Linked DNA regions of Homo sapiens: regions 1, 2, 3 and 4 are each linked to region 5. The links are chromatin loops, found by intact Hi-C in ENCODE. Cell type or tissue: PC-9. All regions are shown on one strand. Links, peaks and the distances in the headings refer to the core of each region. The heading gives the core; the rest is flanking DNA. Region 1 overlaps POU2F1 (POU class 2 homeobox 1). Region 2 has its middle 12 kb from the start of POU2F1-DT. Region 3 overlaps STYXL2 (serine/threonine/tyrosine interacting like 2). Region 4 overlaps POU2F1 (POU class 2 homeobox 1). Region 5 overlaps GPA33 (glycoprotein A33).

The links. A loop is a pair of places that touch in the nucleus more often than their neighbours do. Peaks named below come from ENCODE experiments on the same cell type or tissue, not always from the same donor. Only the 100,000 strongest peaks of a DNase experiment are listed, where the experiment ranks them.
Region 1: a loop joins it to region 5, with 6 times the contacts of the local background. A loop is called at or near these places in 28 of 110 quality-filtered maps.
Region 2: it touches region 5 in a loop (15-fold over the local background); 43 of 110 quality-filtered maps call a loop at or near these places.
Region 3: a loop joins it to region 5, with 9 times the contacts of the local background. A loop is called at or near these places in 42 of 110 quality-filtered maps.
Region 4: a loop joins it to region 5, with 6 times the contacts of the local background. A loop is called at or near these places in 12 of 110 quality-filtered maps.

What each region holds. Positions count from the first base shown.
Region 1 is chr1:167,265,205-167,271,338 of GRCh38, reverse strand. All of the region lies in intron 1 of POU2F1 (POU class 2 homeobox 1), which reads right to left. It overlaps LOC124900412 (a long non-coding RNA gene), which reads right to left. Exons shown (of 2, transcript XR_007066718.1): 2 at 1-6,134. Among named protein-coding and RNA genes, the nearest start is that of POU2F1, 47 kb to the right of the region's middle. In PC-9, for the core only: a CTCF peak has its summit at 3,333 (motif pointing left); a DNase peak (open chromatin) is centred at 3,298.
Region 2 is chr1:167,205,155-167,211,288 of GRCh38, reverse strand. No RefSeq gene overlaps it. Among named protein-coding and RNA genes, the nearest start is that of POU2F1-DT, 12 kb to the left of the region's middle. In PC-9, for the core only: a CTCF peak has its summit at 2,744 (motif pointing right); a DNase peak (open chromatin) is centred at 2,478; H3K27ac peaks cover 1,357 bases.
Region 3 is chr1:167,121,911-167,128,044 of GRCh38, reverse strand. STYXL2 (serine/threonine/tyrosine interacting like 2) reads right to left here. Exons shown (of 6, transcript NM_001080426.3): 6 at 1-2,258. Among named protein-coding and RNA genes, the nearest start is that of STYXL2, 31 kb to the right of the region's middle. RefSeq lists enhancers at 1,737-2,367, 5,893-6,134. In PC-9, for the core only: CTCF peaks have their summits at 3,581 and 3,782 (motif pointing right); no DNase peak of the experiment used is centred there; H3K27ac peaks cover 264 bases.
Region 4 is chr1:167,398,693-167,404,826 of GRCh38, reverse strand. POU2F1 (POU class 2 homeobox 1) reads right to left here. Exons shown (of 16, transcript NM_002697.4): 12 at 5,462-5,641; 13 at 3,271-3,376. Among named protein-coding and RNA genes, the nearest start is that of CD247, 120 kb to the left of the region's middle. In PC-9, for the core only: CTCF peaks have their summits at 3,185 and 3,384 (motif pointing left); a DNase peak (open chromatin) is centred at 3,366; H3K27ac peaks cover 574 bases.
Region 5 is chr1:167,064,046-167,070,179 of GRCh38, reverse strand. GPA33 (glycoprotein A33) reads left to right here. Exons shown (of 7, transcript NM_005814.3): 3 at 1,042-1,258. It overlaps GPA33-AS1 (GPA33 antisense RNA 1), which reads right to left. Exons shown (of 6, transcript XR_922249.3): 6 at 5,264-5,400. Among named protein-coding and RNA genes, the nearest start is that of GPA33-AS1, 14 kb to the right of the region's middle. RefSeq lists silencers at 945-1,158, 5,234-5,528. In PC-9, for the core only: CTCF peaks have their summits at 3,176 and 3,376 (motif pointing left); no DNase peak of the experiment used is centred there; H3K4me3 peaks cover 597 bases; H3K27ac peaks cover 275 bases.

The sequences.
Region 1 (6,134 bases), core at 351-5,350, 200 kb before region 5:
AAATCTCTCCATTAATTGTCCAAATGGCTTCTAAGGAAACTCAGGAAAAGAGTTTCAGTTTATTGTTTTAAATGGCTTCTCTCCCACTTTCCCAGTTAGGTGTTCTTTTTAATTTTTATTCTTTTTAAAATTTACTATTTGTCTAATGACTATTATTGTATTAATATTAGGATAATAACCGAAAATGTTTTAAGGACTTGATACCTCTTTAAATCTAAAGCCACAAGGTTCTAAAATGTTAAGTTATTTAAATAATTAAAACAATGCTAGCATAAATTCAACTTTTCACAATATTTGAAATGTGTTAACACTGGCTTGGAAAGGTACAATCACAAACCTGAAAAATGTCAAGAAATAATTCATTTCATAAAGTGACCCTGTATGTGGGGAACTGTATAAATGTGTAGTCTCTGCTGTAGAGCTTTCAGATTAGCATAGAGAAACATTCAGGAGTTAGTGAAAAACCATGTGGAAGGGGCAGAAATGTGCTGGGCAGGAGACGGAGCATTCAACAGAGAATGAAATTTCACTCTCCATCTCTCCCTATCCACAAACAAGTGTTTAAATGCACCCATATTAAAACTGTTCCCAGTAAATTCAGGATAACAGTAACAGCAAAAATGCCACAGTTCAGCAATCTGTGTTTGACTATGGAGTGATTTCTCCTGAAGACAGATGCCACCCCAAGGAACAAAAGCAGAAAAACAATCCAATGTATGACCAGAGGCAGAGGCAAAAGCAAGAAAATATTAGAACTACAAGTCTGACTCTCTGTCTGTCTCTCTCTCTCTGTCTCTTCTCTCTCTCCTCTGAGATTCCTGGCTACATCTTTAGAACATCCTACACAGACAACAGGAATGGTAATTTCCTACATAACACACAGCAAGAAGCTCTTTGCCTTTTATTTTGCTGCCAAGTACATAAACCAAAGGCTTCTTGCAGACTGCTGTACCCAAAAAAACAAAACAAGGAATACTTCCTGAAAAGCAATATTCAGGGTCCATAAAGAGTCAAAACATTTCCTCAAGTAGTTAACAGGCCTTTTTTTTTTAACTTCAGCTATGCTAGTCAGATTTTAATATAAGAAATTCTTAGGACCAAAAATGTTGAATGTGCTATGTATATTTATTTGAAGAACATATGGGGAAAAAAATAGGAATACTAAAAATTTCCTCATGAAATTTTCAAAATAAAATGTTACTACTGTTCCTACAAAGGAATTACTTCTTTAATCCCTTTAATGTTGTTTTTAACACCACTGAATCACCTCTATAATCCTAAAAGGGCAGACCCACAAACTCAGGGAGAGTTCAAGGTGGTCACTAAATGTTAAGTCACAAATTGCCCACCATTAGCTCAACGTCAGAAAAAAAAGAAAACATACGTTGTCCTAAGTTCGACTCTTACTCTTTTTTTTTTTTTTTTGAGACAGAGACTCACACTGTTGTCCAGGTTGGAGTGCAGTGGCGGGATCTCGGCTCACTGCAACCTCTGTCACCCAGGTTCAAGTGCTTCTCCTGTCTCAGCCTCCCAAATAGCTGGGATTTATAGGCATGTGCCACCACACCTGGCTAATTTTTGTATTTTTAGTAGAGACAAGGTTTCGCCATGTTGGCCAGGCTGGTCTCAAACTCCTAATCTCAGGTGATCTGCCCACCACGGCCTCCCAAAGTGCTGGGATTATAGGCGTGAGTCACCGCGCCCAACCCAACTCTTGCTCTTTACCATATTAAAATAACAGAGTTTTAATTTCAAAACAATACTAAAAAAGAAATACTATTCCTTCTCCTCCTTTGTCACTCTCTTTCCATCTCTCAGACATCCTTCAACTCTACCACAAACCACTTATTAACTGTCCGATTTCTTTCAAAGAATATAAATAAATAAAACCTTAGTCCCAATCTCCAGTCATCAGCTATTTATTCTTTGCTGTAAACTAAGGAGGTCTCTATTTCAATAGACTTGCTAACCTGACAATGTTTTTCTCAACGGTTAACAGTAGGCAAATACCTAGAACCATACACTCCTTTGCAAACGTAACTGACATTTGTCAGCATTATTAAAACAACTTTACAATTAGCAGGCTAATTTCAAGTTTGTAGAAAATGAAATTTCAATAATTTCTCACATTTTAAGTTTGGATCTACATAGGTTACTTCTTTTTTTTAATTTCCCACTTAAAGCTTGTTTGTTATTTCTCAGTTCAATCCCAATGAAAAGTAATGCAACACAACAAACCTACAGTAAAGCCATCTCCATGACACCAAAGAGCCAACATCCAATAAGTAGGAGCAGATTAGCAAGAATTTCTGATCATTACATGAACTGCTCTCAGCAATTAAATTTATTCCCACCTGCCTGTCTTGTTACACGGACAAAGGGAGGAAAAACTATAGTGAATGTAAATCAAAGTTATTACTTTAAAAATACAGGATTTTTAAGCTATAGGATTAAAAGACAGAGAATAGAGAACAACAACAGTAAAATCTCTGGATCTTTCCACTTGCCCTGGATTCCTGGGTTGCAGCTTCTCTAACAGCTCATTTTCCCTTCTTGTGAGGTTTTACTACTCGGTGTGCATTGCTCTCCACTTCCACTTCTACCCCTGTAGGTTTTTAAAAGGAGATAAAGCAACTGTATAAGAATGCCTAAAGACATCAAAGACCCAAAGCTTCACTGGTTGTGTGTGGCATAGGAGGAAGAGGAGGAAAACGTGAGGTAATGAGGATCTGCTGTATTTACCTTATGTGCAGGGCATGTGGACAACAATAGAAACCATGTAGGGTGCACTTTTGGTCAAAAAAGAACATGGCAGCCTAATGGGAGGCCTTTGTTCTTCAAAAGGGTCTCCTTTCCCCCTTTTGTGCTCCACTTAATTCATGGCATCTGAGCTGCTCTTGAACTTGACAGACTGAGAGAAAGAAAGGGGGAGTCAGACACACAAACAGAAAGGAAAATGAAAGACTTCAAAGAGAATTAATTTGAAAAAATTAGTTCTACTGCCAGTTTTTTGATGAAGTTTTGGAATTTTAAGGGAGTTGGAAAGTAATGAACTGCTGAAATAAATTTAATTTTCCCAGAAATTGTAATGAATAATAAAGTAGATAAATAAGGTATAAAATATAATTATATCCTAATAATTTGTTAGTAGATTTTTTCCTGCTACATGTATTTCTTGAAATAATAGTAAGAAAATGTCTGATATTCAACAGATTACATGAAAGATAACATTCTACAAGCAGAACCAATATCTAAGTGATTTCCCAGCTGAAGGGAATTTTACTTGAGTCACGCTGAAGAACACCACAAAACCACCAGCGCCACCTGCAGGGTAAACACAGATTAGCAGTTTACCACACTGGTATTTCAAAGCCCAAGATTTTAAAAAAGACACAGTAGGCCGGGCACGGTGGCTCACACCTGTAATCCCAGCACTTTGGGAGGCTCGAGGCAGGCAGATCATGAGGTCAGGAGATCAAGACCATCCTGGCTAACACAGTAAAACCCATCTCTACTAAAAATACCAAAAATTAGCCAGGCCTGGTGGCAGGCACCTGTAGTCCCAGCTACTAGGGAGGCTGAAGCAGGAGAATGGCATGAACCTGGGAGGCGGAGCTTGCAGTGAGTCAAGATCGCACCACTGCACTCCAGCCTGGGCAACAGAGCAACAAACACTCCATCTCAAAAAAAAAAAAAAAAAAAAAAAAAGACACAGTAACTGTGATACTTTCACAATGAAGAATTTTAAAATGTTTTAAAGCAGTAAATAACTTCAGATGAAGAACAATGCCCTAGGAATCTCTGGCCAATTTTAGGTATTTATTAATATAAAAACAGAACTGCAGAAAGATCGGTAGCTATGTACTAATACAAAGGACTGCTTCAAAATCTTAAAAGAGCTAGTTATAAGTAAGATCACTGTCTCACGGTTTTAGTTTTTTTTTCCTGATTGTAAAACATTACAATACAATCAAACAAGTCTGAAATATAGGAAACTATCCTATTCCCATTACATTTAGTATTTATTCCTCCAGGTCTCTCTTCTATGCATGTCTTGCATATATAGTTTGGTATCACATGCCATACCTACTACTTTTGTGGGTTTTTTTTTTCCTTTTTACAGCTTCCTTCCCCCCACCCCATTTAATATATTTGATAGCTCTTTTTATATCAGTACACATTATACCTTCATTTTTTGGTGGTGTATAGTATTTTACTTCAAGGATATACTAATGATTTGTGATCAATAATACTGATCACAATACTAATACTATTAATACAGGTATTGGGTTGTTTCTAATTTTTCCACTTTACAAACAAACCTCCAAGAAACAGCACTTTTCATATCTTTCCTTACTGGTGTAAAAATGTCTGTAAACAAATGGCTAGAGACAGAATTCCTAAGTGAAATAATATGAACATTTTGCGGTGTCTCACGCCGGTAATCCCAGTACTTTGGGAGACCAAGACAGGCAGATCATGAGGTCAGGAGATCAAGACCATCCTGGCCAACACGATATAACCCCATCTCTACTAAAAATACAAACATTAGCTGGGTGTGGTGGCACGTGCCTGTAATCCCAGCTACTTGGGAGGCTGAGGCAGAAGAACCGCTTGAACCCAGCAGGTGGAGATTGCAGTGAGCCAAGATCATGCTACTGCACCCCAGCCTGGCAACAGAGCGAGACTCCATCTCAAAAAAAAAAAAAAAAAAAATTAATAGTATTACCAAATTGTGCCAAAGTACCTTCCCAATATTATGTGACAGTGGCTGTTTCCCTTGATCCCAGACAACAATCTTTTAAATATTTGACATTCTGATACTGATTTTGTTTTAATAATTCTAGAACATCTGCACATACCTCTTCAAATTGAGATTATGACACACTTAATTACCGATGAAAAGATTTTGTAAAAGCACTACTTTTAAACCACCAATTATTATTTTATAGCCATATCTCAATTTCACCTTACAATAGAATTACTACCCAACCTGATTACACCCATCACAATGCATTCAGAAAGCACTGGATATTTCCAAATCCACCTTCGGAAGATAATTTGGTACCATTAAGGAGATTTAAAGGGTATGCTCCAGGTTTCAAAGGCAACTATAAAAAAGGCAGAACCTATGGCATGTGTTCATCTATGTAACAAACCTGCAGGTCCTGCACATGTATCCTGAAACTTAAAATAAATTTAAAAAAATGGCAGAATCATATAAATGCAAACTCTTCCCAAGAGAACTATTGTGAAGGTGGAGCTTTCAACTGGATTTCTGTGCATAAGCATGCAAGTGTGTCAGTTATATTTGTTTAAAAGTGCAACCATTCTAATCACACCTTGTATACACAACAAGTTGTAGAAGTATACAGGTCTGTGGATTTAACAGTGTAGCTGCAGGCTTAGCATTGACATAAATTGAAGCTTGAGTTTTAATACCTAAGGTAGGGTTTCTCAACCTAAGTACTACTGACATTTTGGACCAGATAATTCTTTGCAGAGAGGGGAGGAGACTGACTTTGTGCATTGCAGGATGTTTAGCAGCATAACTGGCCTCTAATCACTAGATGCCATGAGCACCATTCTTCAGGTTGTGACAATCAAAAATGTCTCCAGTCATTGCCAAATGTTGGGGGGTGGGGGAGGGTACGGCAAGAGACTGTCCCTATTTGAGAACCACAACCCTAAGAGTACTCCTCAAATGAGCTATATATATACATTTCACTACTGCATGCACTGTCTCATAAGTTTGATTTTTAAAAATATACAAATATTTTAAATACCTAAAAGAGTTATCAAATCTTCTTTAACCTTCACCACATGCTGCTGCCATTAGTGAATTTGGCAGCCATCTACATTGCTTGGTTTTAGACACAGGCTAAATCAATGACTCTGAATAACCTAATTACTAACTTAAATTACTAGCTAACAATGACATTTCATAATGGTTTAATAGAAGAAACGCTAAACTTGTGAGGCAAAAACTTAAGTTATCTTATCATTGTGAACTGTCCTGTTAATTCTATCTCTAAAATGTATCTTGAATCCCCTGCTTCTCTGCATCTTCCACAATCTTTGTCTCAGCCACCATCTCTCATCTAGACTCAGACCCTTTAAACTGTTCTCTCAGC
Region 2 (6,134 bases), core at 644-5,643, 140 kb before region 5:
CTTGAGAAGTAGGGTGGAAGTAAATGTAAAACTAGTAAACAGGCCGGGTGCAGTGGCTCACACCTGAAATTCCAGCACTTTGGGAGGCCGAGGCGGGCGGACCACCTGATATCAGGAGCGCCAGGAGTGGTCAGGAGACCAGCGTGGCTGACATGGCGAAACCCCATTTCTACTAAAAATACAAAAAGTAGCTGGGCATGGTGGCATGCACCTGTAATTCCAGCTACTTGGGAGGCCGAGGCAGGAGAATTGCTTGAACCCAGGAGGCGGAGGTTGCACTGAGCTGAGATTGCACCACGGCACTCTAGCCTGGGCGGCAAAGCGAGACTCCATCTCAAAAAAAAAAACCAAAAAACAAAACAAAACTAGTAAACAACAAATAAGAGAAAGAGGCTTCAAAACAAATATATACATTGGATGGATATAAATATATATTTCAAAAACGAAATACATGTGTTTATATATTAATATGTTATATTTAATTTAAATATTAAATAAATGGGGAATTACATTTGTATTTAATTTATGTTTAAGTTATGTTTAACTTATATTAAGACAATTTATCCTTTATGGAGGCACATGCCACCATACCCAGACAATTATTTTATTTTGTAGAGATGAAGTCTCACTATGTTGCCCAGGCTGGTCTCAATCTCCTGGACTCCAGCAGTCCTCCTGCCTCAGCCTCTCGAAGTGCTGGGAGTACAAGCATGAGCCACCACACCCAGTAATTTATCCAATTTGGCACCTAATCCATCAGGGCATCTGCCAGCTGTGCCCAAGGCCAGAGCATATCCGCTGAATTTCTGCCCACTTCATGAAATTTTCTAGGGGACATAGGGGTACAAGGAGCTTTAATAATCCTCTGACAAAGTTGAATGAACAAAAGAGCAAGAGAGAACAATCTGCCCCATTCTGGCAAATTGAGGACTGCAGTGCTTTGTGAGAGGCATCAGAAGCACCAATCAAAAGCACTAGCAGTGCTTGGAAAGGGAAGCTTAAGTAGACGAAGGAGTGTAAAATGAGGATGCCATGGGTAACTGATCACACCTATTGAGGAGGGAATAGAGTTATGATAATGGTTATGTGTGGGTACTGGCATCAGCCACACCCAGGATTGATCCCAGGCTTGCCTCTCACTGACTGTTTAACCTCACACGAAGATCTTGAAAGCCCCTGTACACTAGGGTCCTCCCCTGTAAGATGGGGATTGCAGTGCTTTCTTAGTGCTCCCTGTATTGTGTGTACTGATAGGATTTTGTGAGATACTTCTGAGATCTCACCAGAAATACCCACAGAAACCAGTCCTACATGTAGGCAGGGCAAGAGCCAGACACAAAAGCCACACAAGTCAGCATCTTGAGCAAAAGAAATAATAGGGAGAATGCAAACTGAGGTTTATTGAGCTATTATTCTTTTATTTCACTTTAGTTCCACAAATATCATTATTCAGAGATAAAAACCCTAAGTCCTTCCTGCAAGACAATCTGAGTCTACTGAGCATTCACCAGTGTGGGTAAAGTGCACATTGTGAAGTACGTGTAGATCAGGGGAGCTCAGAGCAGATGCATCTAACTCCTAACTCAGACAGGAATCAGTGGCCAGGAGTTGTTCAGAGCCGGGAGGATGAAGGCAAAGGAGGAGCCTTGGACAGCCACTAGCTTTTTGGGTGGGTGACTGGGGATCCCTTAGAAAGACAAGACATACAAGAGGGAGGTCATGGTTGGAGGTGAGGACCTGAAGACTGTTTGAGTGTAGGACCACTGCTTTCAAATAGAGGGGATGTAGGGTACAGGAAAGGGCTAAATGTGCATGACTGAAGCCAGCCCAATTGTCCCTAGAACTGATGTTTATGGTTTCTTTTGAATAAACATAGAAATTCATCCTCCCAGTCTTGAAACTTGGGAAAGTTACATATATATAAACTTCCACTGAAGCACTAAACATTTATTTTATCTGAGTTCCTTTCTCAGAAAACCAAACATCAGCCCTCCCAGATAGTATCAAGGAACTGAAACTTACCAGATCACTGCATCTGGACAGTGAAACACCAGACCCCTCACCTGTCATGAGTGCCTAGCCAGCCACCTGCTTCCTGTTGACCAACTCCTCTTCCTTACCCCTCACTAATTCTTGTTTTCCCATACGTGGTTATAGTTCTTCCCTGCTATATAAACTTCTAATTTTAGTTAGTCAGGGAGATAGATTTGAGACCAATCACCCATTGCCTTGGCTGCAGCACCTAATTAAAGACTTCTTCCCTAGTCATACTCATTGTCTCAGTGATTGGCTTTCTGTGTGGCAAGCAGAAGGACCTAGAGTGAACCCCTGGCATTTCAGTAACATTACCTCAGTTAAATCTTATGCCATTCTTGGGAAGTGCTATGGTTAGGATATGGTTTGTTTGTCTTCACCAAATCTCATGTTGAAATTTGATTCCCCCGTGTGTCTGTGTTGAGAAGTAGGGTGTGGTGGGAGGTGTTTGGGTCATGGGGACAGGTCCTTCCTGAATATCTTGGTGCTGTCCTTGTGGCAGTGAGTGATTTCTTGCTCTGGTGAGACTGGTTTAGTTCTCACAGGAATGGATTAGTTCCCCCAAGAGTAGGTTTCTATAAATCCAGGATGCCCCTCTGGTCTGGTCCCTCTTCATGCTTGCTTCCCCTTTGACCTTCTCCTCCATGTTTCAATGCAGCACAAAAGCTCCACCAGAGGACAGTCTGGAGCCAAAAAAAAAAAAAAAAACCACGAGCTAAATAAACCTTTTTCCTTTATAAATTACCCAGCCCCGGGTATTCTGTTATAGCAATGCAAAACAGATTAAGACAGGAAGGAAGCATTATTTCCAATGCATAATGGTCAGAAGGGCTGAGGTTCAGAGAAATTTAGTAACTTACCCGAAGTTGCTCAGGCACTGAAATTTGAATGTGGAACCACCTTACATCAGCTTTTCTCACTAAGGAAAGCTGCTCTGACTCAAGAGAAAGAAAACCTAGTGTTTCTCATTGCCAGATAGTTCTGATTGCTACTTACTTTCTCATCTATTTCATATTATGATAATGTTTTCCTGGAATTGGATGATATAATACTAGAAATTGGAGATGTTTATTCACTACAAAGATTATATATGCAGGCTTCCTGTCATAATCAAGGGAAGTTGCTCACATCATTTACGATTTCCAGTCTTCTCTGTATATGATAATGCTTATTTTAGGAAATCTGTTTTTACTAAGCCTGCTGATCTTCAAAAGGAAAACAGGCAGAGGCGAGGACTGTGATATACTCTTTTGATATTTATCGAGTCTAGAGTCCACCTTAAATTAGTTTGCTGGGAAGCATTACATGTGATGAATGGTATAGTATTTAAATGATGCTGTGGATGTTTTTCCCTAATAATAAAGAAAATTACTCTAACACAACTATTTTGTTTCATTTCTTCATACAAAATTCATGTTTGAATTCCATCTTGGCCCTAAAATTTTAAATTTCCATAACAAGTTTTATACATTATTAAATTTTATACACCACTGCATTATGCTTTTGAAACTGATTGTACAATCTAATTAATTCAGAATATTAACTACAATTTCCATAAAATGAATAAGATAATGTTGATCTGGGTGAGATAGAGGGCTACAATAATCTTTTCCCCTCTCCCCAGCATCCCAATTGTGTACATATATTAAAAACCACTTCTCTGAAAGTCCCCAGTCCAATAACTGCAATGTGGAGGAACACAGCCAAGACCAAAAGTAAATTTAAAATACTTCCAAATAGACAAAATAACTGCTTTAAAAACTCGCACTTCATTCCTAGGCAAACCCTTCCAACCCTTTGTCAGAAGTTAGAACTCCATCTTTTTTAAGCCAGGATTTTCACATGAGTCATGCAATTTCTATATCCAAAGCAGATTAAAGATGAAATTAAAAGGTTAATGAGGGTAAAGTGGATGCCTAGAAACTGTCTCCCTGAGAAAAGCAAGTGTCTCTTGACAGTCTAATAACAATGGAGAGAGCAAACCTACCAAAAGTGGATACAAGAGTTCAGAGAGCATGGCAGGCTAGGGACTATTTATCTTAAGAGAAAATAGCCCTAGGTATGTCATCAGATCCTCAGGGCCTTGCCATACTAGAATACAAAAAGTCATCAGTGCTCACAATGACTTGGAATCATTAAATTCATTTTCCCCTCTGAGAAGCAAGCAAAGTGTACAGTATACTTTGGCAGACTTTCCATTAAAAACATTAAAATGTTTTAAATCTTAAAGAGCTGTTTCAATTATTTGGAAAATTGACTTACTGGAATATCACATTTCCTCATAATGTGAAATAAGTGAGGTGTCATTATGTATTATAATTTAATCCTCTTTCTTCTGTTAAAAAATAATCCATATAAACCACATTGTATCAGATATTCCAGATGTCTCAAGACCTCACTAGCCTCTGAATACAAATGGGTTCAAATTTTCTTCAATAGTCCAAAAGTTCCTATTCCCAGCACCTATCCTCATCATTGCAGGACATAAGCACACCTCATTCAAAGCTGTCCTTTCATGTTTCACTCTGCACAGAGTCACCTGCCATTCTTCTCAGCCAGAAGAAGGCTGCCTCCTAGGGCTGTCACAGCCACAAACCCCTGGGCATACCAAACAGTTTCTGGGCCCCTGGTGATCTTCTTGTACTGAGTATTCAGCTGAGCTGGGGAGAGAGCATTTCACTCTGTCACTGTGTTGAAATCTGTCTCCTGGCCCAGAGACATCACTGCTTGTGCCTCAAGTCCCACCAACAACCTTAAGGAAACTACTCTTTCAACTTTGAATTGTCCCTTCCTTCCCTTGAGGTCAGTTGGAGAACAGACACCATTCTTAACTGTTTGCTCTCTCTTTTCCAGGTACCCACCTCACACACCTTCTCAACTGCTCCTCCCCAACATGCATGACAATGAACAGATTCCTCGAGCTGCTAGCTGGTCAACAGACACACTCAACTAGAATCTGGGTCTGGCATTCGGCTAGAGCATCAAGACCCATAATGTGTATTTTGACATACTTAAGGTTTTGTTGTTGTTGTTGTTTTTTGTTTTTGTTTTTTTTTGAGACAGGTTCTCACTCTGTCACTCACGCTGGAGTGCAGTGGCACAATCTTGGCTCACTGCAACCTCTGCCTCCTGGGTTCAAGCAATTCTCCTGCCTCAGCCACCTGAGTAGCTCGGATTACAGGTGGATACCACCACGCCCGGCTAATTTTTGTGTTTTTTGGTAGAGACGGGATTTCACCGTGTTGGCCAGGGTGGTCTTGAACTCACACACACACACACACACACACAAACACATATACATGCAGGGTCTTTTAAAATTCACGAAATGTATGTATTATGAAAAAACTATGCATGGATTTCAAAAAATGTTTGTACCAAAATAAACTCATACTAACTTGTTATAACATGTCTAAATGGGATAAGTTTGAGGCACTAGAAAGATAAGACATCAGTATGAAATTAGCCCCTATCAGAGCAACATATTCTGCTAAAATTGAAGCAAGAACAAACATCAAATTTATGGTGAAGCTTGGGTGGAAGAATGGTGAAATCACTGATGCTTTATGAAAAGTTTAGGGGGGACATGCCTGAAAGAAACCAGTAGTTTACAAATGGGTAACTCATTTTAGTAAGGGGTGAGAGCATGTTGAAAATGAATGCAGTGGCAGATCATCTACATCAGTTTGTCAGGAAAATATTCATTTTGTTTGTTCTCTAACTGAACAGGACCAATGACTCACAGCACAAACAATATCCAACACCACAGACATCTCAACTGGTTCAGCTTACACAATTCTGACTGAAAAATTAAAAGTTGATTGGGAGGCCAAGGCAGGCGGATCACCTGAGGTCGGGAGTTTGAGACCAGCCTGACCAACATGGTGAAACCCTGTCTCTACTAAAAATACAAAATCAGCCAGGCATGGTGGCACGTGCCTGTAATCCCAGCTAGTCAGAAGGCTGAGGCAGGAGAATCGCTTGAACCTGAGAGACAATGTTGCGGTCAGCTGAGATCGTGCCACTGCACTCCAGCCTGGGCAACAAGAGTGAAAAACTGTCTCAATAAAAAAAAAAAAAAATTAAAGTTGAACAAACTTTCT
Region 3 (6,134 bases), core at 779-5,778, 58 kb before region 5:
TGTCTCCCTGAGCAGGGACGATCTGGTGTACTTCCCTCTGGAACTTCCAGACCAGTCACTTTGGAAAGGAGGTTTTTCCTCCGTCCTGAGGCCACTGAGCCACTTATTAATACTGCTATCCATCTCTTTGCCAACTCTGCTGCCACTTGCATAGTGATCACAGACAGCCAGGGAGGAGCATGTGTCTGTTTCAGGTTTCTGGGAATTACTGCGGGAAGAATATCGGAAGCTCCCTATGGCACTGTCAGTGTCCTCATCCCCATCACCCACACCATCATCCTCATCTTCCTTGACCTTCTTCTTCTTGAAGAGGGAGCTGCGTTTGTTGTCTGAGGCCAGCTTTTCCATTTTGTACTCAGACATCTTCTCCCTAAGCTCCATCTGCATCTCCTTCTCCTTCCGGCCAAGTTCCTTTAGGTCCACATTGTCAGCAAAGAGGCTGAAGATGGGCTTGCTGGTCCCCCTCACTTTGCTTCTGCAACTTTCCGCGGGTGAGCTCAGTGTGGTGTTGCAGGACAGCACAGACTGCATGTCAGAGCTGGGTCTTGCCTGGCTCTGAGGCAACAGGCAGCCACCCAAGGAGGAGCTGCTGTGTCCACTAAGCATGGAGACTTGGTCATCCCCCAGGCAGCTAGCCGCTGGTACTGCCTTCATGCTTGCAACAGACGGTGAGCGGGACAACAGCAGCATTTCATTTTGCTTCTGAGCAAGGGTCTCACTGACTACATTGGCAATCCAGTTCTGGATACTGGCAATGGAAATGGTGTCTCCAGGCCCCACTGGCAGGTTAGGCAGGGGTGTGGTGGGGTTGGAGGTTGAACACCCCGCTATGTTGCTTGCAGCCTGAGACAGGTGGGAGCGGTGGCTCTGGGTGCTCAGTACTGACGTCGTGTCCCCATCAGCGCTGACTGAGGGGTCTGCAGACCAGAACGCAGACAGGGGAATGCTCCCGCTGGCCGTGGAGCTGTCCGCCTCCCAGCTTGCCATAGACTGGCTCTCCTCCAGCGTCTGCCGGCTTCTCTCCAGCAGCTCCAGCCTCCGTTGTCTCTTCTTAGCCAAGGCCGAGTCCTCCCCCTTGCTGAGCTCCACCACCTCCTCCTTGTTCTCACTGCCCACCTTCTTCTGGTGTTTCAGCTTCCAGGCCTGGTAGGCTGTCAGGCTGACGTCGGAGGGGTTCTTCTCCCCTACTGCCTCCTCTGCACCGGGCTCACCGCTGCTGTCTCCCGCTCCCAAGTCTTTCTTGTGAAATCCAAATTGGATTCTCTTGATCTTCCATCTTTCCAGGGCAGTGAGCTTGTCCTTGTTCCTGCTGCAGAAGTTGTAGAAGGAACTGGCCTCAGAGCCCACGCTGTCCTCATCATCCTCCCGCACCCTGCTCCCTGCTTCTGAGCTCCTGTCTGCCGCCTCCTCTCTCTTGCTCTTGGCGTGGTACCTCCGGGAAGCCTCCTTCTCAATCTCCAGCAGCCTCTCGTTCCATGCGTCCCAGGTGCTCTCCGAGGACATCGAGTCTGCGCGGCGCCTCCTGCCGTGGTCCGGGCGGTTCAGCTCCAGCTGCTGCTTCAGGACCCAGATGTCGTGGCTGCTCACGCTCTCCCAGGCGCTGCTCTCGCTCAGGGTGCGCCGCCGCCTCCCCACCGAGGAGCCAGCGTCGCTCTCCTCCTCCTTCTCCTCCTCCCTTCCCCACCTCCGGTACCCTTCTGCTTGGTACCTCTCGTTTCGGCTCTGCCACTCCTGGATGATCCTCTCCACGTCCTCGTCCTCGAGCTCCTCCCCACCCTGGCCAGAGGAGGCTGAGCGCCAGCCACCTCCATCCTGGGGGACCTTGTCTGAGAGGAGGCCCTGCCCCTTCTTCCACTGCTCGTACAGTTTCTCCTCCTCCTCCTCGTCTATGAGGGTGAGGGGCTTGGAGGCCTGGGTGGCCTTCCCCAGGGAGGAGCCACTCAGGTGGCTGGCGCTGTCGTCCTCCTCTTCCACCGTCAGGGCGTGCACTCTGGCCCCGAGCATGCTCCCAGTGCCCTCGCCCTCCTCAGCCTCAGCTGATCCCCCCTCCCGGCCATAGTCCTCTTCTCTCTCCTCCATCAACTTCTCATTGAGCTCCCGCAGCTGCTTCAGGAAGCCCTCATTGGGGTAGATGGCCCGCTTCTTACGCACGGTCATCAAAGCCTCCAGGATGGCCATGTTGTGGAAGATCATCAGGTAGGCGACCACCAGCACTGCTGACCGGCTGATGCCCATTTCGCTGCTGACCAGGACTTTCCCTGAAATGAAAACACAAGAGAAAATGATGTAATGACAGTGGCTTCCTTGTAGTGTTCTTGTTTGTTTGTTTTCTTTGGTAAGTGCTGTTTTAATATGCTGCACTTAAGGTGTTTACTTTGCCTCTGAAGTTCATCCGGGCTCAAGACACAGGAGGGCTGAGCATCACTGACCCCATATTACAGATGGGAGACATCACAATCCCCACTGGCCCTGTATTTGAAACACTGGAGTGCATTTCTACTTTCTCCTCACAAACCGAGCAACAGAGGGAGGAGAAATACAAGAACAGGGGGAAGGGTGATAAAGCAGAAAAGGAATGAGAAGCTAAGATAAATGAATCACAGAGAAATAGAATCTTGGTGTTGGGAAGCATCATAAGTCACATCCTAAACTTGAGAATTCCCTTTACAACATCCCTGATGCTGGATCACCTGTCACACCTGTTATCCAGCCACTGCTGAATGCTTCCAGTGACAGGGAGCTCATTAGCTCACATGGACACATAGACACAATTCACTCCATTTTTGGATCACTCTAGTGCTTCAAAATTTTTTTCATATGTTAGGGAAAAGTATAAATTTCTGTAACAAGCATCCAGTACTCCTGCTCTGACATTATAAAGTCAACTATGGATACATTGTATGAAACAGGGCTTTTATACAAAAATCCTTAACAAGATTGCTATCATATTCTTCCCGAAATATATATATTTTTCTTTTCCTGGCTATTTTGAGTCCTTCAAACATTATTTGAACATCTTCTCATGTTCCCTTACTATTCTAGCTACTTTCCTCTAGGTCAAAACTTGAATTTATCAGGGTTTTTTTTTTTTTTTTTTTAGGAGTTTGTACTCAGGATGGAGCAAGATATTTCAGGTTTGGACTGACTCACTCACATAGAGTAGAATGGGCCCTTCCCCACCCTTGTTTGGGTCACTGGGGCTTTACTGATACCATATAAACTTGCAATATGGGAGGATATGTCACACAATGAACTCAAGTTATCTTTTACATCCGTCAACTGAAACCTGTAAAACGTTTTTTAAAAACTGCAATTAAGTCGTGTTCCTTTTAATGTGCAGTCATTTTTAAACTTAAGGATAATTTCACAAATTCCTACTAACATCTTTTGGTGGATGTCTGTTTTTATAGCCTACAGGAGCTTTTGCGAGTCTTGACTCTACCATTCAACAGATCAGTTACCTGCTCCTGGCCTCCTTTTCGGCTTTGCATCCTTCATGAATGTGACAAATATGCCTCCTATGCCTTCATTGTAATAGCTGTTTAAAATGCAGACTGGGACCACTGGAGACCTTCCTCCCTGCTCTCATCAATCTACTTGCCAACAGTCTTTGGGGATGTTTGCTAATTCAGTTAAAAATCCTCTCTAACAATATGAGATGGGAGGTGACTCTTTCAGTATTATATCTTTGCAGCAGTTAAGGTCATGTCTTGGTCACACAGGAGGTCAGAGACAGAAAATTCAGGGGACTTGAGGCCCAGTAATGATGAAAGGTGTTATTGCCAAGAGCCAGCAGCCACTAGAGGGAGGTAAATCAGCAGAGTCAAAGCCACAGGCCAGGGTGTGGTGGCTCATACCTGTAATCCCAGCACTTTGGGAGGACAAGTTAGAGGATCGCTTGAGGCCAGGAGTTTGAGACCGGCCTGGCAACATAGCGAAACCTCGTCTCTAAAAAAAACAAAAACAAAAAACCATGGCAAGCGCCTGTAGTCTCAGCTACTTGGGAGGCTGAGGTGGGAGGATCACTTGAGCCCAGGAGGTTGAGGCTGCAGTGAGTGGTGATTGTCCCATTGCATTCCAGCTCAGGCAACAGAATGAGACCCTGTCTCAAAAATAAACAAACAAGGGTGTGGTGGCTTACATCTGTAATCCCAGCACTTTGGGAGGCCGAGGTGGGTGGATCACTTGAGGCCAGGAATTCAAGACCAGCCTGGCCAACATGGCAAAACCCTGTCTCTACTAAAAATACAAAAATTAGCTGGGCGTGGTGGAGAGCACCTGTAATTCCAGCTATTCGGGAGGCTGAGGCAGGAGAATCACTTAAACCCAGGAGGCAAAGGCTACAGTGAGCTGAGATCATACCAGTGCACTCCAACCTGGGCAACAGAGTGAGATTCTGTTTCTTAAAAAAGAAAAAGAAAAACAAGTAAAAGCCTTATAAGGAGCATCTATAGAAGCACTTGTCTTTTTTCTCCTCTCGTCCTCAGTCAGGGCTTAGCTGTCCCTTACAAGGACCTCCCCTCCACCCTCTGACCAGGCTACCATATACTGTGGCTAGTCTCTAAGTCTCACTGGTTTTCTTTGGAGGTGGAATCACGAGACCAACTCACTTCAGGACACTTCAGGACATGACCAGCCAGTCTTCTTCATAGGAGCATCAAATACTACTTAGACTCAGTCTGGCGGAGACCAGGTTGGGGTGCCACATTTTTCCTGCTGTGTTCCTAGCACACTGGGACTCCTCTGAGGAGCCTAAAGGGCAGCCAGAGGGACAAGAGAGAGGCTGGGTGGGTGAGACTCAGGGATGTTTACCCACTTCATCCAAAGCAGCAACAGGATTTTCTGTCTTCTCTGTTAGAGGCAGGCTGATGCTGTATAGATTCTTCTCTGCACAACTCTAGGGGGCCTCTTCACATCAAAATCAAAATATCAAAATACACTTGGGTTATGGTGAAAATTTTTCCAACAGTAAAATGGTTTGAGGAAGGTAGTGTTTTTCTAATTAGCAGAGTTACCATTTTGATTACCAGCAGGGCTGATTGTGAAGAGGGTCCCTGTTTTTAAAATTTGGAAAGTACAGGCTGGGTGCAGTGGCTCACACCTGTAATCTCAGTACCCTGGGAGGCCGAGGTGGTGGATCACTTGAGATCAGGAGTTTGAGACTGGCCTGGCCAACATGGTAAAACCTTGTCAATACTGAAAATACAAAAATTAGCTGAGCAGTAGTGGTGCGTGCCTGGAATTGCAGCTACTCAGGAGGCTGAGGCCTGAGAATCGCTTGAATCTGGGAGGCGGAGGTAGTGAGCTGAGGTCACATTACTGCATTCCATCCTGGGTGACAGAGTGAGACTCTGTCTCAAAAAAAGGACCTTCAAAAAAAAATTTTTTTTTTAAGAGTACAGCTACTGGGGAGAGCATCAGATTTGAGCAAGCCTGGATTTGAATTCTCTACACTCTCAGTATGTCTTTATATGGCAGGCAATTGTGCTATACCCTCCCAATTCATAATTCCCCCTTTCTTCAGAAGGTATCCCCCTCCACACCTGTATTTGCCCAGAAGCCACCCCACTTGCCACTGCTGATGGAACTCAGGGTACACAAAAAGACCAGTATCTGACAAATTCGCCAGGAAATTTGGAAATGGGACTGAGGCAGGAAATTAGCTAGTTTAATGTCAGGCCTGTGGATGGCCATTTGCTATCTGAAGTAGAGAGAGAAAGAAGAGGGAAACCAAGAGTCCTGAGATCGTCCAGTCCTTGTTCCAGGCCTGCCCGGCGTGCCAGGCTCCTGTCTTTGGCTTCTTTCCTGCATCTTCAGAATTAATGCCTTTGCTGCTTGTGAAGGAGTTTGAGATGGTTTCCACCCACTAGCAACCAAGAGAGTCTTGATTATTACACCGTGCACCATACAAAGTCACCACTTAATCTTCCATAGGTCTCAACTTCCCAGTGTGTACAATGTAAATAACAACACCCCCTCATAGGCTCTTTGTGATTATCATGTAAAACGCCGGCGCCAGGTGTTTCTTTCCCTGTTCTGGTCAAGAACTGACTCCCAAGTCTCCTAAAGCAGAGAAAACCACAGGACCTAAGGCTCAGGGAGTAATTCTAGGGATGCCACGAACTCTCTGTAGT
Region 4 (6,134 bases), core at 420-5,419, 340 kb before region 5:
TGGATGGTGGAGAAATCAACCATAATCCAGAAGGGCACAGGAGAAGACTATGATAGAGGAGGAAATTATTCACTCTGATGGAGCCTCACAGAGAGTCCCAGCTCAGAGTTATTTGTCAGATACTGAGGTAGATGGAAATAGGGTCAGAGAACAGGGTGATTCAAGGGCTATTCACATAATAGCTCTCACAGTGGGCCTTTCCCTCCTTCTACCAGACCTCTCAAATGAACAGAACCAAAGTCACCTACTCTTGAAAGAAAATAAAATCTGACTATGGAACGCTAAGGATTCTAGTGTAGGTACTTGCATGCATGAGGAAAGATACCCCTCATTTTGGAAAAGTATGACAGAAAGCCTCGCTTGCCTGCCTGCTTCCTGTTCATAGGCTGAAATAAAGTTTGGCAGTTCTTTATTCACATTCACAGCTCACCGCGAGCCCTTCCATTCAGGGGAGGGGACTCTTGAGTAACAGAAGCTACACAATGTCAGGAAAAACCCTTACAGGCTACTGATAATAAGTAATGTAATCTTGCATTCATCACTACAAAAATCACCAGACAATGAAAAAAGCCAACAGCACATTACAAATGACACAAAATGAATAAACAGAGTGAATGCCAAAAAATCCTAACTTAAAAAAAAAAAAAGATAAATTACCAGAGTGCAAGAAATACATTAATTCACATTGAAAATGCTTGCTGAAGGCCAATGAGGGCAAGTTTTAAAAGGCCCCTTCTTTGAAACCTTGTAGTGAAATTTTAGAACAGTATAAGATTTTAAAAAACCCTTAAGGTTTACAGAGAGAAAAAACAAGGAAAAAGAGATTGAAATCAGACTTTTCACTAGCAACACTAGATGCTAAAACACAACAAAATTCAAAGGAAAAATACTTTTGTAACTGGACAAACTCCAAAAAATACTGTGAAGGCAAAATAAATACTTCTCAGTTATACATGTATTTAGAAGTTTTACCTCCCATGTAACCTTTCTAAATAAAATTACTTGAGAACGTGCTCCAGACAAAAAGGAATCAAAGAGGATGACAGGGCATCTGAGAAACATTGGATCTAACTCAGGAAAACAAGGAAAACAATTTAAAATAAGCAATCATAGAAATCCCAAGAAGAAAGTCTTCAGGAAGAAAGCAGATTGCATTACATAAGTTGTATGATTAAGACAATGGCCGTCTTTAATAAATAACATGATAAAGAAACATGCTACTTTTCTCAACAGAGAAAAAAAGAAGGCAGTATAAAAATATCAGAGGAAAAGAGGCTGTACAAGAAAGTTACAGTCCAAAGAGGAAAAACAAATTAAAAAGGGGCATGGTTTTGAGCAACGGCTGATAAAAGAGTAAGAAAAGAAAACCCACTTGACACTGACTCTTCTTCTCTTTCAAGGAGCAATGACACAAATTCGGCAGCTTAAATCATCACAATTTATTATCTCATAGTTTTTGTGGGTCAGGTGTCCAGGCAGAGCCTGAGTCCTCTGCTTAGAGTATCACAAGGCTGCAATCAAATACTGTACTGCACAAATACTACTGAAACTGTACATACATGTACATATAAAAAGGATTTAAAGAGAAAATAAAAATGGTACTTGTGATTGTTTTTCCTGTTTGAATTTCCTAATAATGTTTTTAATAATTAAAAAAAATTCACTCCAGGAAAAATTATCAACGTGTCAGAAAAAAATCACAAATAGATCCACATAAATAGGCTGAGTAAGAGTTCAAGAAAATGTGAGTGGTAAGAAGTATCAAAAACTGATGCAAATTTTTAGCTAGTTTTGAGTATTAAAATCTCTCTAAAATTACTTTGATTTTCCCCATATTTTAAGAAAACTGCAAAGCTATTTGTTCTTAATGTGTAAACTATTAACAAAATTTCTGTAAGAGACAGGTATTTTTAGACCTAAAGCAATATAATTTGTTGGGAAGGTAGGATTCAGTTCATAATTTACCAGGTGACTGGCAGTCAATTTGGACAACAAGGTCCTCAGAGATGGTTCTTCACATTCTTGGTGCCCAACACAATGCCAATCAATCACTAACAGTTTGCTTATTAAGTGGAAGTGCTCAATATTATATATATTCTTAACCAAGGTTCTTAAGTATATTCTTGAACCAAGGTTATTAAAACTGGAACCTGTAGGTATCCACAAATAGCCTTGGAGTGGGAGGTTGATGGGAGCTGTCATTTATAAATCTCCTTAAATTTTACTAAAAATTGTGTATATGTCTATTTTGTGTGAGGAAAAGTCTGTAGCTTTCAAATTCTTAAAAAGGTCCAACATCCAGAAGAGGTCAAGAAGTACTGTTTAACATAAGCAAAAATTAATGGATGATTGGATGCAGAAAACAATAAACAAAATGTTCTAATAATGTAGAAATTTAATATAATATAAAGCCATTTATTCAATTTTTACATCATGGGTAGGTCATAGAGCCAAGGAGGCATTGTAAACTTAAAACATGGGTGAGAAAAATAAAAGTCCCTACCTCTAGGTTAAATCAAGCTTCATTATGAAATATCATTAATCTACCCAATGATGTACTAGCAAATAACCAACCTGGTGAATAATTACAGCATGTCTTATGCACTATGTATCACTAAAAAACATCTGATGACAATGCTAAGTGATTTTAAATTTATCTGGAAAATTTGCTATTTAAAAGAGGCCAAAGGAAAAAAAAACATTCATTTTATAGTGAGTATGTCATGCACTGAGCTAGGCATCAAGAGTTCAAAAAGAATAATCAAATCTTTTGAGAAGTGCAGTCTATTGGGAAAGACAGGTGTGTAAAAATAAAATCATTTATAATACAGGTACATGGAAATGAATAGTTTCCTGGGAAAGCTAAAGAATATTTCCAAGAAAATTGACATACAAGCTGGTATAGTTTTATCAGTAACAGATCAAGAACTGCAGGCTAAGATGGACATTTCCATTGTAGGGATGTTTACAAAGGTATGGATGGAGGCCTCCTGTGTGTTGAGGGTGCGTAGGCAAAAGACTAGTGGGAGATCAGGTTCAGACCGGAAATAACCTTCACGAATTGACAAACTTGGAGGTTTTTCTGAATGCAAAAAGCCACGGCTATTGAAGGCTTTTAAGGAAAGGAGTTACTTTAAAGAAAATTGATATTTATGAGCAACACCTATCTTTAGTTAGGGCCTTAATTCACAATTTAATGGTAGACTCTTATAATAACCCAAAACGGGCCTCCCATGTGCTCAGCAGGTGCATGGCCTGGCAGCTGCTTACCTGTAACTGAAAGATTCGTCACAGCAGCACTGGTCAGAGGGAGGACAGGGCTGACTGTGAGGGTAGTTGCTGCACTGCTAGTCACAAGGCTTGGTGTGGTCGCCACCTTGAGGTCAGAAATGAAAACATGGACAAAGCACTTAAAATCAAAACTTAAAGAGGAAATGATTTTACAGTCTTTCTTTGATCTTGGAATTGAGACACCTGACATCCTATGTTGGAAAGCTGCTATTCGAAGATGGTTGTTCACTGATATCACAGATAGCTTTGCCTGGGTTTTAAAAATAAATAATAAAAAGTTCGTAAATTTCAATAGCGTTGAGACAGATATACTCTAAGTCGGTAAGAAACATTATACTAATTATCAACTTTACCTAAATAAGAAAACTATTTGACAGGATCAGGGAATCTGGGGTACATGTATTACTTTTACTTTTGACTCTGTAGGGGGGCAGTATTGCCTTAGGTTTGGTTTTAATAAAATAAAATTATGAAAATAATGTGAAGCAAACTTTTAAAAAAAACGGATTAGTTTTGAAATAACAAAAAATTCTAGTTTTGCAAGAAATACTGTCTTTCTTTTAGTACAAATCTAAAACACAAACATCACCTTTACAAAACAAAATTGTTGATTAATAATTATCTTTTTCATAACTATCTCATAACTTTATGACTACAGGCCCACCATTTAACAACTACAACCTTCACATAAACTAACATGTGCTTTTAATGCTGACCTTAGTTTAAAAAGCCTGCCAGTATGGAATGACATTCAAATAAAATAAAACCAAATTTAAAAAGAACAGAAATGCAAACTCAACAATATTCCCATCTTTTGAATCCTGACAATGTAGAAGTCAAATTCATAATCATCCTAAAAACCAAGGGAGTCATACGACCACTGTATGTCTCTTCAGTCTAGGAATAATGCAAACAGCAGAAGTTACTCAATGAGGCTTCACAGGAAAGGATCATATGTTGTTTCAAAGTAAAAGACCTGAGATGATTGTTTTAATACAAGTTCAGAACTGAAGGTTATCTGGTAACTTATTGTCACTTAATCACGTGAGTGTAAGTTTAATAAACTGGGCTTTAGGACTCAACATGAATAAAAAGTAACAAGATTTTCTGAGATAACTGGGATCAGCAGCAAATTTACTCCCATGGTTACAGAGTAATCTAATGAACTATACCAGAGAAGAGTATGATGGAAATGTGATGAAAGAATTAAAATTGTTCACTTTAAAAAATAAGATAGGTGGGCTGGGCGCAGTGGCTCACACCTGTAATCCCAGCACGTTGGGACTTTGGGAGGCTGAGGCAGGTGGATCACCTGAGGTCAGGAGTTCAAGACCAGCCTGGAGAACATGATGAAACCCTGGTCTCAACTAAAAATACAAAAAAATTAGCTGGGTCTGGTGGCGGGCGCCTGTAATCCCAGCTACTTTGGGAGGCTGAGGCAGGAGAATCGCTTGAACCCAGGAGGCGGAGGTTGCAGTGAGCTGAAATCGTACCATTGCACTCCAGCCTGGGCAACAAGAGTGAAACTCTGTCTCAACAAAAAAAAAAAAAAAAAAAAAAAAAAAAAGACTGGGAATGGTGGCTCACACCCGTAATCCCAGCACTTTGGGAGGCCAAGGGATCACTTGAGGTCAGGAGTTCAAGACCAGCCTGGCCAACATAGTGAAACCCTGCTTCTGCTAAGAGTACAAAAAATTAGCCGGGAATGGTGGTACACGTCTATAATCCCAGCTACTCGGGAGGCCAAGGCACAAGAATCGCTTGAACCCAGGAGGCGGAGGTTGCAGTGAGCCAAGATCGCACCAATGCACTCCAGCCTGGGTGATGGAATGAGACTCTGTCTCAAAAAAATAAAATAAATAGAAAAATAAATAAAAAATAAGCAAGACCAATAAGTTCTTGGGTTAATAACAACACGAGATTTCACCCTCCATGCAGGGGCACCTCAAGACCAGTGACCTCAGCAGAGAGAGAGAGAGAGCACGAGAGACAAGGAAAGAGAGAATGAGAATTTCATTACCTTGGTAATGTCTAAAATACAAATTTACATGCATTTATTTGATGTATTTATTCATTAAATTACTATTATGAAATAAACTGATTTAACAGGTCATTTGTAAAATTGCAAAAATTAGCCCTTGAGCTTGCACTCCCTATTTTTTATTCTTACCAGTGAAGTTGGGCTGGGGAAAATTGCTTTAATAGGTGAGCTGCTGGTCCCACCACTGCTTGGTGGGTTGATTCTTTTTTCTTTCTGGCGGCGGTTACAGAACCAAACACGAATCACCTCTTTTTCCATATTGAGCTGATCAGCAATCATAGTGATCTCTTCCGAGGTAGGCTTTTGATTCTGCAGGGTGAAAAGATGTAATTCCAAAAGCTATCCTTTGCAATAACTTTTTGAACTACTGGCATAATCACGTCAGGTTAGAAAATGAAGCTGGGATACATATGACCATCCACATTAGGCCACTTTCAACAAAGAGATTGTGTAGATAGAAGTTCTAATGAACATACACCTATTAAACTTATTCATATTAACTTAGGATAAGTTATCCTTAAATATCTATAGTTTTTCATTTTTAAGATCTATTAATTGTGAATGAAATTAACAAAATACCAGTACAACCACATGTATTAGTAGGAATTTAACCTTTCTCCATGCTTCATGCTATCTAATTTGGATCTCACAGTAAGAAAGGCAGGTATTTCACAATGAAGGACCTTTAGCTTAAAGAAATCACATGATTTGCCCAATCACACAGTTTAAGTGGCAGAGCTGACAAAAACTCCTAATTCAGAGTCCTCCCAATGTGCTCAAGTCTTTTCTGAATTAGAGAAGT
Region 5 (6,134 bases), core at 951-5,950:
TTTTGCCTGAAATGCCCAACACCTTTATCCTACTCCAACACTTACTCTCCCAATACCCCCAGCCCTTTGCCTGGCTAATTCTTAGTTGTTTTTAGGATTCAAGGCAACTGTCACCTCTCCTAGGAAGCCTCCCCTGACTTACCACTCTGGAAGTGATATTTTCTTCTGGGGTCCTAGAGATAATCACAAGATGTTGCAAGGTTTGGTTGTCTATCACTTCCATCACTCTTTGGGTGCAGAATTCGTGAATTATCATCTTCAAATGTCAGACACCTAGTAGATGCTCAGTTATAATAATGGCTAGCACTTCTAGAAACTTAACATGTCACATAATGCCCTAACTGCTTTGTGTATATTACTACTGTAATTCTCACTACAGTCCTGAGAGGCAGGTGTTATTGTCATCATCTCCATTTTGCAGAATAGTTAACAGAATCACTGGTGGAACATTTTGCTCAAGGTCATACAATTAGTACATGGCAGAATGGGGATTTGAATTGAAGCAGTCTGGCTTGAAAGTCTGTGATTTAGCCATTACCACATACAATTTGATAAATGATGAGTCTATCAATCAATCAGTACATTCCAAAGGCAAGAGTCAAGAAAATAAAGTGGGTTTGGCAGCCAAGGCTGGCTGCCCAGCATCATGCCTGGTACATGGAAGGTGCTCAGTAAATACTGATAGACTGAATGAGTGAGGATAGGCTATGGAGAAAATGGAATGGATAAGAGAGATGCCGGAGATTACAAGAGGTGAAAGTGCTGGGATCCCAGATGGACCCATTCACCCACATGTGTACTGCGGTATGAACTGCCTAACTTCTTTCAATATTTTCATTTTAAAAATAAACTAAAAAAATATATATATAATACAAGAAATCCACAAATGGGTAGCACATATGCGAGCTATTTGTTCTGAGGGGTTGGCAGGTCTGTGCTTCTGGGCCCTGGAAACTGGGGGATGAGGGTAGTCAGGGCAGGCTGGAAGCACCAGGCAAGGGCCTTTGGGTGAAGACCTGGTGCCATTTCTTCTCTCTCCAGGAAAGGGTGGTCATCTGGCCGTTTTCAAACAAAAACTACATCCATGGTGAGCTTTATAAGAATCGCGTCAGCATATCCAACAATGCTGAGCAGTCCGATGCCTCCATCACCATTGATCAGCTGACCATGGCTGACAACGGCACCTACGAGTGTTCTGTCTCGCTGATGTCAGACCTGGAGGGCAACACCAAGTCACGTGTCCGCCTGTTGGTCCTCGGTGAGTGTCTTCATGTCTTTCAGGAGTTGTAGGAAGAGGGTGGGCAGGTGGCAGCACAGGGAGAAGAGCCCAGGTGTTGAGACGAAGCCAGAGGCAGCAACAAGGAGCTAAGACTCCTCACCTCGTCCAGGCTGTCTTCAGCAGAGGGACCGCTCCTCCCTTTGGAACTAAACACTATTCTGAGTTCTCCGCCAATGGCCAACAGTCTCGAGGACAGAGAAGGCCGACTTGGAGTGGTCCCTTGCTCTGTCGGTGTCCTTTCCTCCATACCAGCTCCTCTTTTTCATACCACACTTATTACAAAGATAAAGGAAAATCTTAAATCCTATTGCAAAGACTCATTGTGCCTTAATTGGGTGCTCAGGGGGCCACATCATGATTCTCTTATATCTTTCCCTGCCGTAACTTTGGCTACCCAGCAGAAATTCTTCATGCCACCATCTGCTCACCCCCATCCCTCAACAGATACTCCATCAGTCAGGTTCTGCTCCCTTTGAAATGTGTCCCAAGATAACATTCTTTTCATAGGAATGACTTATTATTGGAATTTATAGTTTGGGAAGGATCTGAAAGATCATCTACTTTAATATCCTCATTTTGTAGATGAAGCCCAGAGAAAGGAAGGAACTGACTCAAAGTCAAATCGTTATTGGAAAATAACTGTTATTTAATGAGCACTTAGTCTATGTCCAATATAAGAAATGGCACCACTGCTGGGAGGTAGCAATGCTTTAAACCAAAACAAAGATCTTTTTTCCCTCTTCCTTTTACATAATTGATTGCATTTTATTTTTAATTAATATGTTTAATTTAAATTAAATTTATTTTAAAATTTAATTTAATTAATAATTAAGATATTTTTATTGCATAAGGTGGTTGCCTGACGTTTTGAAAGCATTATAGTGGGTCCAACTATACAACTATGCAAACTCGCATTGTATAAAGAATAACTAAGGTCTCCTTCCACCCTACCCCCTAGAGAGGTAGCCAATGGCAACACAGGTAGGTATTCCATATTTTCCTCATGTCCTTTCAACACACACACACTCTTGCATACTTTTCTCTTTTCCTTTCTTTCCTTTAAAAAAAATGGAATCATGTTATAAAGATCACTCTGCGTTTTTTCTTTCTAACCTTGTTTCATGCGCATTTCTCCAGATCGGCACATGCAGATCTACCGATTAACAGCATACATTCCATCACACGGAGGTACCATGATTTATTCAAGTGTTCCATACTGATGAATATTCAGGCTGTTAACATTTTTTTGTATGAACAATACTACAATAGACATCCCATACACACACGTACATATGTATGTTAGGGGTCCCTTAAATAGGTCTCATTTCCTTTGGGCAATGGAAGTATTAATGCACACTCCCCCGAAATCCTCCACATAAGCATTATATAAATGCTGATCCCTCTTCCTCCCAACCAGGGCCAGCCAGAAGGATACAAATTTAATCTGAGATTATGGAACTCGGTGAAACCAATGTTTTACTTTTTTAAAAAAGAAGAAGGGTCGGGTGCGGTAGCTCAAGCCTGTAATCCCAGCACTTTAGGAGGCCGAGGCGGAGACCAGCCTGAGCAACATAGCCAGACCTCCTCTCTACAAAATAAATAAATAAATAAATAAATAAATAAATTGAGGTGGAGGATCTCTTGAGTTGGGGAGGTCGAGGCTGCAATGAGCCGTGATCGAGCCGCTGCTCTCCCACCTGGGTGACAGAGACCGGCCTCAAAACAAACAAGCGAGCAAGCGAGCAAGCAAGCAAACAAACAAAAAACACAGAGAAAAGAAAGAGCCCATTTTTTTAATGCACTCGAAGAAACAAGTTTAAATTATATACATATAAACATATATAAACATAAATAAAAACATATATAAACATTCACACACACGTTTTCTTTCCTAATGGCTTTGCAGCTAGGCTATTTTAAGGCAGCCAGCCCACTGGGGCTGGATGACCTCAGTAAACCGAGGCGAGCATGAAGCTCCCAGCCCGGCGGCCCCTCAGCCCGCGCCTCGGGGCAGCACGCGTGGTCTCAGTCTCGGTTTCGGCTGGGAAAACTGGGGCTCCGGGACCGGGGACCCGGTGCTCCGGCCTCTGGCGCCCCCTGACGTCTGTAGCGGGAGTCGCAGGCTTCGGAGAGGCCTTGGCACCCGACTGGTTCCGTTTCCCCTCCCTCCCTATCACTGCTCCTCCAGTGAATATTCAGGTAACATCTGCATTCTGCTGGGGAGGTAAGACTGATAATATACCGAGTCCCCCGGAGGTCTCACGGGCCCCACATGTGTGGAAGGACGATTTGATCTGTTAAAGATCTGTTTGATCGGAGGTCCTACCTGTTTTTGACGGTGGAAGGCTGAGGGGAGAGACCTTAGTGAGGGATCTGGACAGGGTGAGAGCAGGGGTTCCTGGGTGAGGCCAGAGGGTTTAGGGGCTGGGAACTGACACATTCCGCCCTAAGGCTGATCTCTTTGGGAGTGGCTGGTCACTTCTTTGCCATTGTCTGTACCTCTGCCTCTGGAGAGAATTAAGGATTTGCTTTCAGCAGTTTTCCCTTAGAAAATGGTGGTTTCAGCAAAGCTATAACAGTTTTTGGATGCATTCGGATGCCTTTGAGTGCTCTGTAGATGCCAGTAGGCCTCAGTTACTTTTCTTCCCTTTTTGTCTTTTATCCCAAAGAAACCTGGTTGTAGAAAGGCTCTACTGTCAGTCATGCACACTTGGTGTGACTTTGGGGACACCTGGGACTCCTCAGGTGGGATTGGTGTTTTGCCCGCTCTCCAATTGTGGAATAAAGCCTTTGCTTCCGATTCAAGGCATTCCTGGGAAAAGGCTGAATGGTTTGGATGCGTGGAGAGGGATGCTCCCGTACCTCTGAAAAGCTCAAGAGATAAAGCTTGGCTCAGCAAGCCCATCCTAGGGGTCCTCTGGGAAGTGGTGTTCACCTTCTCTTGTTCCCCGGGGACCTGCTTGTTGGCTGCTGGTAAGAGTGGTCCTTAAGCCGCAGACTCCCCCTCCCCACACTGCTCCAGTCCCAGGGTCTGGTGCAGGATAGATGAGGCCCGGCCTTGAACTTTGGACCTCTTATGTTTAGGAACCATCCAAGGGAAAGTGACAATCAGGGAGGGCCTCTAATTTCCCTCATGCTCGCCCCACACCTGGCCAGCCCTCACTATGGCAGCAGGAGATGTTGGGCACACCCAACAATAGCCTGGCTCTTTCCAAGAGGAAATACTGTGGCTGCTGGGCTAGAGGGGAGTGGTGTGTGTGGAAGGGTTTCTCTCAGCAGCTGCCGGGTGGGGCCGAGATCAGAATGCACTCCTGATGCTCAGCGACCGTGCACCTGGATTATAGAATGGGCAGCACTGTTTATTGAGCGAGCAAGCCATCCAAGGGGATGTGAAAAGAAAGACGCAGAGGAGACAGGCTTGCCACCTAGGGATTCCAGGAGCAACCCTCTCCACTGTGTGTCCTCCCCTTCTCACCTCCAAGGACACGACCTGAAGTCTCAAGCATGCTTCATGCTGCTTCTTGCCTCTGAGCCTTTGCACATGCTGTTCACTCTGCCTGGAGTACCATCACCTCTTTCTCCGACCACCACTCCCACCTCCACCACTGGCCTTGTTTACTGTCATGCTTCCTTCACGTCACAGCTGATCTTGGGTTTGGGGCTGTTTTAGGCCTTATCTGCCCCAGCAGCCTTGCCTCCTGTCTGGTCATTGTTCAGCTACTTGTCTTTTGCCCCCACTAGATTCCTTGACCCACCCACTGTGTCCTCCAAGTGCCCAGCATTGTCAGACACACAGTAGGCACCCAGTGAGGTTTGTAGAATGAACCCAGCTCCACAATGGTATCTTGACAATGCTGAGTGAAAGGCACAGGCTTAAGCTTCCCAGAAATCCAGGGAATCGGGTTGGGGTTGTGAGATGAGGGTGGCTGCCGTTCTGGGTAACCTCCAGTCTATGGGCTTCCCTCTCCTTACCTCTGCGCCCTCTGCCTGCTCGAGTCCCCTCAGTCCTCATCCTTCACCCTGCACATAACTTTACTGCTGCCTGTGGGTCCGCCCATCATCCCGTGCTTATGGCAACTGCTTCCGCCCATCATCCCGTGCTTATGGCAACTGCACGTTATCTGCAAAGCACAGGAGGAGGATGGTGCTGAACCCAGAAAGAACATTACTAAGAAGTTAAGAGTGGAAGGCTTCAGAGATCACTTAGTTCAGGGGTAGGCAAACTAGGACCAAATCCAGCCCACAGACTGTTTTTACATTTCTAACATACTATTTAAAGAGAAAAAGTAGCAGCAACAAAGACAATATGTAGTCTGCGAAGCCTAAATATTGCCACCTGGCCCTTTACAGAACAGGTTTGTAGTCCACTAATTTTACAGAATGGAACACTGAGGTCGAGGGGAAGTGAGGATTTTCCCAAAATGGCACAAATGAATTAGTGGCAGAAGGAGCTCATATGGGCTGGTGGAGAGTGCACAGGATCTGGAGTTATAAGAGCTGAGATCTAGTCCCAGCTCTGCCAGTACCTATGAGCAAGTGTCCTCTCTGGGCCTCAATGTCCCCATCTTTCTTTCTTTCTTTCTTTCTTTTTCTTTTTTTCTTTTCTTTCTTTTTTTGAGACAGAGTTTTGCTCTTGTTGCCCAAGCTGGAGTGCTATGGCACGATCTCAGCTCACTGCAACCTCCGCCTCCCAGATTCAAGCAATTCTCCTGCTTCAGCCTCCTGAGTAACTGGGATTATAGGTGGGTGCCACCACGGCCGGCTAATTTTTTGTATTTTTAGTAGAGATGGGGTTTCACCATGTTGACCAGGCTGGTCTCAAACTCATCTCGAACCCCATCTTTCTAACGGCCAT